Linked DNA regions of Homo sapiens: region 2 is linked to region 1. A link is a contact called in ENCODE Hi-C or POLR2A ChIA-PET data. All regions are on one chromosome and are shown on one strand. Each heading gives the region's core, a stretch centred on a gene start or an enhancer-like site at or near the end of the contact. The rest is flanking DNA. Distances are from core to core; before and after follow the strand shown. Region 1 has its middle 80 kb from the start of DCLK2. Region 2 holds the start of DCLK2 (doublecortin like kinase 2).

Region 1 (4,369 bases), core at 614-3,113:
TGTGTATAATAATTTTGTAACTCTATACGTTTGTAATAATTTTGTAACTATATTTAAGCCTGATCATGTCAATCAGTAGCAAATTATTTCTTCAAAATCCTGACTAAAACTGTCTTAGACTATATTTTATTCATATTGTTTGGGTTATGGCTTTAGGCGCTTTACTATTCAACATCATCAATGTTCAAGTTGAAAACATTAATTAAAATTAATTTACAGCTTGTATTTAAATTAAGTCTACACAGTCTACCTTTAGGAAATTAAATCCCATTTTGGCTTAAGACAGATATTTAGCAGAAATTTATTACGTTTGTCTCATGAGCTTTAAAAATTTATGAATGGAAAGAAATTAATTTTAAGTAAAGTAATCTAAACTTAACTGCCTATATTTTTCAAGAAAGTTTCAGCCAGGCACGGTGGCTCACCTGTAGTCCCAGCACTTTGGGAGGCCTAGGTGGGTGGGTCATTTGAGGTCAGGAGTTCAAGACCAGCCTGGCCAACATGGTAAAACCCCATCTCTACTAAAAATACAAAAATTAGCCAGGCGGTAGTGGCACATGACTTTAATCCCCACTACTCCAGAAGCTGAGGCAGGAGAATCCCTTGAGTCTGGGAGGCAGAGATTGTAGTGAGCCTTGATCGCGCCTCTGCACTCCAGTCTGGGTGACAGAGTGAGACCCTGTCTCAAAAAAAAAAAAAGAATGAAAGAAAAAGTTTTGCTGAAAAGTCATTTTTTCTCTAAATAAGAAGAAACTACTCTTGTACACACCATATCAGTTTTTTGTCCCATAAAAATTTGTGATAAAACTTTTAGGCTGTGGTAGGCTGAATAATGGCCCCCAAAGTTGTCCACATCTTAATGCCTGGAATCTATTAATATGTTATCTTACAAGGCAAAAGAGAGTTAACAGATTGATTTGAATTTAGGGTCTTAAAATATAAAGAGTAGCTCAGATTGTCCAGGTGAGCCTAATGTAATCACAAGGGTTGTTATAGGAAAGAGCAGAAAAGCTGGGGTTGGAAGAGAGGGAGAGAGAATGATTTGAAGATGTTAAGATGCAAGATTTGAAGATGGAGGAAGAGTCCACTGCCAAGGAATGCAGGCAGCCTCTAGAAGCTGGGAAAGGCAAGGAAATTGATTCTTCTCTGCAGCCTCCAGAAGAATGCAGCCCTACTAACCCATTTTGATTTTCTAGTCTCCGGAATAGCACAATAATAAATTAGGGTTGTTTTAAGTTACTAAGTTTGTGGTAATTTGTTACAGCAGCAATTGGAAACAAATACATAGGCCTAATTGGATAAGGTGAAAGCACACACATACACACATGTACACACACACAATCAAACAGGTAATTTTTTTTAACAGGAAAGAAAAACTGAGTGTCATCTACCTACAACTACTGATTTGCTTTGTGGGGTTTATATGCTTGGTGGAGAGGGGGAACAAACAAAATGAGTAGGTTAATAGGTTGGCCAAAATAAATGGATCCCCAGGAAAACTGCATTCTCTATTCAAAAGACCATTGACAATCATTCTTGGATTATCATACCTACAAATTACTGACCCTGCTAAAGCACCACGAGCTGCAGATATGAAAATTTTTGTGCAGTTTCCCTGAGACATGAAAATTATTTGAAGGGTTCATCCAGATAAAATGATTCAAAGTGGCTATATTACACATTCACTTGCTCACGTGTTCACTGTCTACGCCCACACTCCACACAGGAGACAGCACAGTGGCAGTGTCTCCAGGAACATGAGGCTGACCCTAGAGACCAACAATAAGGAAGCCTTGTATTCCTCACTCCTACAGAGGTGTGAGCGTTTCATCTTATTTGAACACTAGCTCTCTGTTAACACTTTGTTGTTGCTGACTCATCAGGCACTGCCTTCCATGTTTGCTCATCTGTGTCATTTGCAGTTTTGAATCCAGTAGTATCTTAGTCTTTGCTCATTTACTCTCTCACACTGCAGTCTCATAGCTACTGAATCATTGTCCCTGAAAGTCCTGCTTCCCTCTACTTCCATGCCAGGTTCTGTAGCTCTGCATGTCTTTCTGGAGCAAGTTTTCTGGTTGTCCCTGTAAGAGCAGTTCTCCGTTCTGAAGCTGCATACTCAGTGATCTGTGCCAGGAGTTGGCAGTTACAGCCCAAGGCCAAATCCAGCCCACTACCTGTTTTTGTAAAGTTTTATTGGAACACAGCCATCCTCTCTTGTTTACAAGTTGTCTATGGCTGCTTTCAAACCACAACTTCAGAGCTGAGTAGTTGTGATAGAGGTCTTATGGCCTGCAAAATCTGAAATATTTACTATGTGAAATATTAAGAAAAACATTGGTGGCTTTTGCTCTATGATTTTATGGCTATCAAAAGAGGGTTTTGACCTTTATTCCATTGGAAGAGACACTTCCTTTCTGTTTAGAGTAAAAATTGAAAGTTGTTCTGGCTGGCCTGGTGGTTCACATCTGTAATCCCAGCACTGTGGGAGGCCGAGGCAGGCAGATAACTTGAGGCCAGGAGTTCAAGACCAGCCTGGCCAATATGGTGAAACCCCATCTCTACAAAAAATACAAAAAGTAACCGGGCTTGGTGGCGCACACCTGTATTCCCAGCTACTTGGGAGGCTGAGCCACAAGAATCCCTTGAGCCTGGGAGGCAGAGGTTGCGGTGAGCTGAGATCATGCCACTGCACTCCAGCCTGGGCAACACAGCAAGACTCTGTCTCGAAAAAAAAAAAGAAATAAGAAATAAGAAAATTGTTCCTTCGTGCTTGCAACACAAAATCACCTGCTGCGTAACAGTGTTACCACTATCCAACACTGTTTGTGTCTTCAGATATTATTGTTTATTCACATAATGTACAACAGCATACAGATTATTAAAAAGTGCTGTGCAAAAAGAAGATATTGTCTTACCAGAGAAAAGGAGCATTGCAGGTTTTGTGATTACCCATGAATATGTATTTTAAAAATCGGTTTTATTTTTATGATAGGAAAAAGGTTTTGTTGATTTGCAGAACTTCTGATCAAATACTTTCAGAACCTGGGTTCCAACTGTTTCCTCCACAATAGCTATTCTTGATAACGTCAATGAGAATTCTATACACAAAGCTGCTTTTCTGTAGCAAGTACCTGTGCATATGTTTTCATAATAATCGGAGCATTTTTGTAATAATTTTTAAACTTATACACAATGACATTGAATCAGTAAGACAAAGTCCTAAATCTTCTCTCTTCTCTAAGAAAACTCCCCGTATTTCAAATGCTGAAAATAGGGATTTTGTTTACTCCAGCCAGCATTATTTATAGATTGCCCAAAATTTGCATTTTTGAATGGGAATTTATAGACCTCCCATTATTTTAGCATTTAAAAAATTATCTAATAAATTCTATAGCATAAAGAACTGTTTGAGCATCAAATCCAGATTCTCATAATGGAAATTATCTGAGCATGTTTCTCTGCCTGGCAGAAGGTGGCACTAGAGTTATGCTTGCAAAACCAGTGCGAAATGTCTGCAGAGGCAGTACTTAATTGGCCAGACTTCAAACAGCGGGCTAGCATGGAAATCAGCATATATACTGTTAGTAGTCTTTGAATCAGAATCAAGGCCATATTAACCAAACTTCTCAGAATCCTCCTCCAAATCCTTCAAACAAGTGTCACTAAATAATCATTCTACAGATATTTATTGAGTCCCTAATACTGCATAAAATACCCTCTCTATGTATTAGTAATACCCAGTAAACAATACAGATATTGAAAGTTATCTGTTAGTGAAAGAGACAGATATAAACGGGCCATAGGCAATTATCTATTTACTGACAATTGTCCTGAGTATCAAAGCAGAGACACAGGTTGCTATGACAGGGTATTAAAAGAGAACTTGACGCAGTTGTGGCAGCAGGGAGAGAAGTCTTCCTTGAGTCCTTCTTCCTGAAAGTGCTTATTCTTCATTTCTCATATGTCATACTTTCTAGGCCCTATTTCTGTTTCCATGCTTAAATACCACTCCATAATTAATTGCAATATTACACTTCTGTTCCATATTCCATTAACTCATCTAGCACTATGTAATTTCCCTTGGCTTTGCAGTACTAGTTTCTTCCGAGTATTCAATAGAGCAGTAGTTCTCACCTGGAGCAAGACCACCCTAGTGGCAATTTAGAAATTTGTGGAGGTCATTTTATGGATTTCACAATGATTTGGAAGGTGTTCCTGGCATTAATGGGTGAGGGCCAAGAATCCCGGGCATCTGACCAGGTGTGGAACCATCCTGCCCTGGGAAACTGACTCTCTCCATCCCTCATGTCTTTCCAATGTCCCATTGGTCATTCATCTACATGAACAGCCTCCTTATACTTATCTCATG
Region 2 (4,369 bases), core at 647-3,146, 80 kb after region 1:
GCAATCACATGAGGCTTTGAGGTAAACTGCTCCCAGATTTCCGATCTGCCAAAAATGCTGAGATTATGCATGTTTATTGTTGTAAATCATTAAGTTTAGGATAATTTGTTTCTACAGCAATAGTTTACAAAGTCTTTTTCCCCCTAAGAAATACTAACAGTGATACAAATGAACATGGCCATCTTAAGGCAAGTTGATGGGCTCTGTGGAGTTACTGGTACTTAGATGGAAACTTATCTCAATAAATTTGCAATTTAGTTTCTTGTTTCTCAAAGTCTTGTACCAAGACCAGCAGCATTGGCATTACCCAGGGGCTCATCAGAAATGCAGAATCTCAAACTCCACCCCAGAGCTACAGAATAGCAATCTGCATTTTAACGAGATTCCCCTATGACATGTAAATATATTAAAGTTTGAGAAGAAGCACTGATTTATTTGATTCCTGGTGTTACAGCCTGTGGTTGGAAACTCTGGATATACCTTAGGGGTACTTTTAAAAAAATACTGTTGGAGAAGCCCGTCTCCAGAAATTCTGATTTAACTGATCTAGGTTGAGGCCTTTTAAGGTGGTGGACCTAATGATGCTGCAGGATTTTCCTCTAGAAAAACTACATTGAAGCCTCAGATCAGCTCTGACTTCCTAGCATGCCCCAACCCCGCAGGAAGTTAGGTATGCCCAGGTGTATGCCCAGAACTGCCTTAGGAGTAGTATTGTGCACCGAGCAGGAGACCTTTCTGGAGCTGCCATGAAGGGTGTGTATGCGTGTGTGTGCGTGTGTTTGGTGGGGCGCACCAACTTCACAGATGCTAGACCGTTGCATGTGCTTCTACCTTCTTTTATTCATGCTCTTCCAGGACTCAGTTCAACCCGAAAAAAAGCAACTATGCCTTTCTTCCTGAAAGGTCAGTTTGGATTGCTGTCTAGGGCTGCTCAGAAAACCAGGTGTTGAATGTTCTAAGGTTTCACGTGCCAAATTGGGATCAAACATATTTGAGCTTTATTTTTCCTAATAACAAAATGCAAGTAACTAGTATTTCTCTTAAGTCTTGGAAAAGATGTTTTTATTGTTGAATAGACACTACGGCATTAAGATTTCCACTATGATGGGTGCTCACAAATGATAGGCCTCTTAGGTAAGAAGCTTTAATTGACAACATTAAATATGCGGGGCGGGGGGAGTGGGTGCAGAGTCTCTCTTTCCTTTGTTAGGGCATCCCAGTGACAGAAACAATGCCTGACACATGGTACGCTCTCGATAAATATTCGTTGATTACATAACCCCCTCTACCACCCAATAACTTCTCATCATTCATTCAAAGTTACTGAACGTACCATATTAGCGAATCTGCAATGGAAACAGTGGAGGCTGTTTTCTCAAAGGATTTTCTAATAAAGCAACAAATCTTTTTTAAAAAAAATGAATGGTGTGCCCCAAGTCAATGCTGGGCTTCGGATTTCTGCGGTAGTTTGGCCTGGGGTCCTCACTGGGATGCTGGCTGGGGATGTGCTCCCTGCCCTTGAATCTCCTTCCTTTGTAGTTTTTGGCCTGCGCGGTTACGTTTCCCAGGCGGAGGAGCGCGCGTCGCGGCTGCGCCCATTAACGCGCGGCGCCGGGCAGGAGCCGTCAGGCGGGCGGGGCTGCCCGGGACCCGCAGGAGCTGCTCCTCCCGCGCCGGCGCTCGGCCCCCTCCTCCGCCCCCTCCTCCGCCCCCTCCTCCCCTTCTCCGCGGTTTGGCATCCCCGGGGCCGGGAAGCCTCCTCCAGCGCTGACAGCCTGTCGGCGGCGGAGGGAGGCCAGAGCGCGGATGCTTGCCAGTGGGCCGGGCCTGACCGCTGCGTGGGAGGCGGGCTGCATTATTTCCCGCTAGGGCCGCGCTCCAGGGAAGGAAGGGGCCAGACACGGCCCTCTCAGCCCCGAACGGCGCGCGCTGCCCGGCGGGCGGGATCCGGGCGCGGCCGAGGCGGCGGCGCTGCACCCCGGGCCTGGGCCCGCGCGACTCCCCCGGGGGCCTCTCCCACGCTCCGCGCCCCGCCCCACCCTTCCTTCCTTCCTCCCCTCGGCGCTCCCGGGAGCGCTCGGCAGACGCCCGAGCTTTGTGGGCGCCCGCGGGCCCAGCGCGAGCCTCGGGCGGCCCAACTTTGCCTCTCCCGGTCGGCTCCCGAGCGGGACTTGTGAGGCGTGGCCGGGTGGAGGAGGCGCTTGCGGGGGCGTGGGGCTCCCCGGCAGGCGGGAGGCACGGAGCAAGTCGCACTGGACAATGACCTGGGCAGCTCGGCGCTGCGGACACTTTTAGCTGAGGGCGCGGGCGGGTCGGCTCCTCCGCGGCTCCTCGGCCCCACCTGCGCGGAGAGGGCGGGATGCCAGAGCCAGGTGTCCCGGCGCGTTAAGGGCCCTCGCAGTCAGACGTCCCTGCACCGGCGCTCGCACCCTTAGTCGGCCCGGAACGTCTTTTTGCGGACGCCCTCGGAGCAGCCGCGATGGCCAGCACCAGGAGTATCGAGCTGGAGCACTTTGAGGAACGGGACAAAAGGCCGCGGCCGGGGTCGCGGAGAGGGGCCCCCAGCTCCTCCGGGGGCAGCAGCAGCTCGGGCCCCAAGGGGAACGGGCTCATCCCCAGTCCGGCGCACAGTGCCCACTGCAGCTTCTACCGCACGCGGACCCTGCAGGCCCTCAGCTCGGAGAAGAAGGCCAAGAAGGCGCGCTTCTACCGGAACGGGGACCGCTACTTCAAGGGCCTGGTGTTTGCCATCTCCAGCGACCGCTTCCGGTCCTTCGATGCGCTCCTCATAGAGCTCACCCGCTCCCTGTCGGACAACGTGAACCTGCCCCAGGGTGTCCGCACTATCTACACCATCGACGGCAGCCGGAAGGTCACCAGCCTGGACGAGCTGCTGGAAGGTAGGAGGGGAGGGCGCCGCACGGCAGGTGCGGCGGAGCGCCGGCAGGTGCAGTGGGCGTGAGCCGGCGCAGCGGGGAGCCCGCGGGGTGCTTTCCAAGCCGCACGGGAATTGATGCTTCTGTCTGCTTCTCTAGAGATTGGCTGGGGGTGGGGGCCGGTGGGGTGCCCACATACACACTGACTTTCCTTCCCAAGAGGTTTGTCTCTTAAAGAAGGAAAAAATTTCCTGATGGTCAGGCCAATTTAGGCACTGGTGGCATCTCCTAAGATTGTTGAACTTATTTGTATTGAAGTGCAAACTGTTTGAGAAAATGGTTCTCCCATGGGGAGCTGGGTAATCCCCTACTAATAAGCTCTGTTGGACCCTCGGTGTGGACCCTGGTGCAGGCTCCTGTCATGTTCCAGTATTCGGGGTCCTGTTGTGACTGCTGTCAGAAGCTGTGGTTGTGAAATGCTCTAGGTTGGCTTTCCTAGTTTGCCTTGCAGCAGAAGTTACTTGAGGTGAAGAGGGATGATCCTAGACAGCAGGTCTCAACCTTGGCTTCATCTTGGATCACACTGGGGACTTCGAAAAATATGGGACCCTGATCCCCCAACCCCCAGATATCCTGATTAAATTGGTTGGGTTTGGGGTGTGGGTTAGGCGTCTGGAGTCTCAAAAGCCCCCCCCCCAGGTGATTCTAATGTGGGACCCTGGTTAACAATCACCGTGCTAAAGGGTTTTCCACATTTGGTTGGAAAAAAGGTAAATCAAGGTCAATCTCTCCAGCCTTATCCTCTAATAAGAGTACCTAATTAGAATGATAGAGGCCATTGGATTCAGCAGTGGGGACTTATTAAAAATTAGTAATTCTGCTGTGTCAACCATGCCTCGGTCAAAGAGACTGCTTGGCTGGATGTTGGGTCATCCTTGAATTCCTGCAATACGTATGCCTCATCCTTTTCAGGTAGAAAAGGCATTATCAGTGGTTAAGAACCTGTTTCCAGTTCTAAATAACATCCAGAAAGACCAGGCAGAACCCAGGTATGTGCTGACTGCGTGTTTACATACAGTCCGCTCTTGTGCATCTTTCTTAATGCAAATGGCACATTCCATGTAGTCATAGCAATAGCTTGGCAGGGAGAGGAAGCTGAACATCAAGCCAGATGTTTTTCTTATATTATCTCAGCATGCTTTTCTGTCCTGAAGGCATTATCCCCATTTTATAGATGAGGAAACTTAGGCAGCATGCCTTGCCTCACAGTGCCTGCAGCATATACTTTCTCGTCTACGATTCACCTCTGCTGAGCTAATGGAGCCACATGGAGGAAAACTAAAGGTCGTTGAGTTTGTCTATTTAGTCAGAAGTTTTTGCTGCCCTGCCTAGAACGCGACCCAGCCAAAATTAAATTGTCTCTTCAGTCTACATATGTATGTGCTTGTGACTTCACCCATTCTGTCAGTTGTGTGTTTTGGTTTTAAGGGCTT

What was found. Hi-C counts contacts between places; a loop is a spot of excess contacts on that map. ChIA-PET counts read pairs that join two places held with the same protein, here RNA polymerase II (POLR2A). Pooled maps may share reads with other maps.
Region 2: a loop to region 1 is called in a map of transverse colon, with 2.6 times the contacts of the local background. The contact joins the promoter of DCLK2 here to the enhancer-like site in region 1. A Hi-C loop is called at or near these places in 12 of 168 maps with a recorded cell type or tissue (IMR-90, cardiac septum, chondrocyte and 9 more) and 15 of 50 pooled maps. POLR2A ChIA-PET finds 5 or more read pairs at or near these places in 5 of 52 experiments (A549, AG04449, BJ and 2 more).

The regions. Positions count from the first base shown.
Region 1 is chr4:149,996,193-150,000,561 of GRCh38, forward strand. No RefSeq gene overlaps it. Among named protein-coding and RNA genes, the nearest start is that of DCLK2, 80 kb to the right of the region's middle. Within about 2 kb of position 1,864, at least 3 of the 41 ENCODE cell types and tissues checked have a DNase peak (open chromatin) inside an H3K27ac peak, as active enhancers do; they include transverse colon, where a contact is called at or near this core.
Region 2 is chr4:150,076,549-150,080,917 of GRCh38, forward strand. DCLK2 (doublecortin like kinase 2) reads left to right here and starts at 1,897. Exons shown (of 16, transcript NM_001040260.4): 1 at 1,897-2,900. The coding sequence starts at 2,480.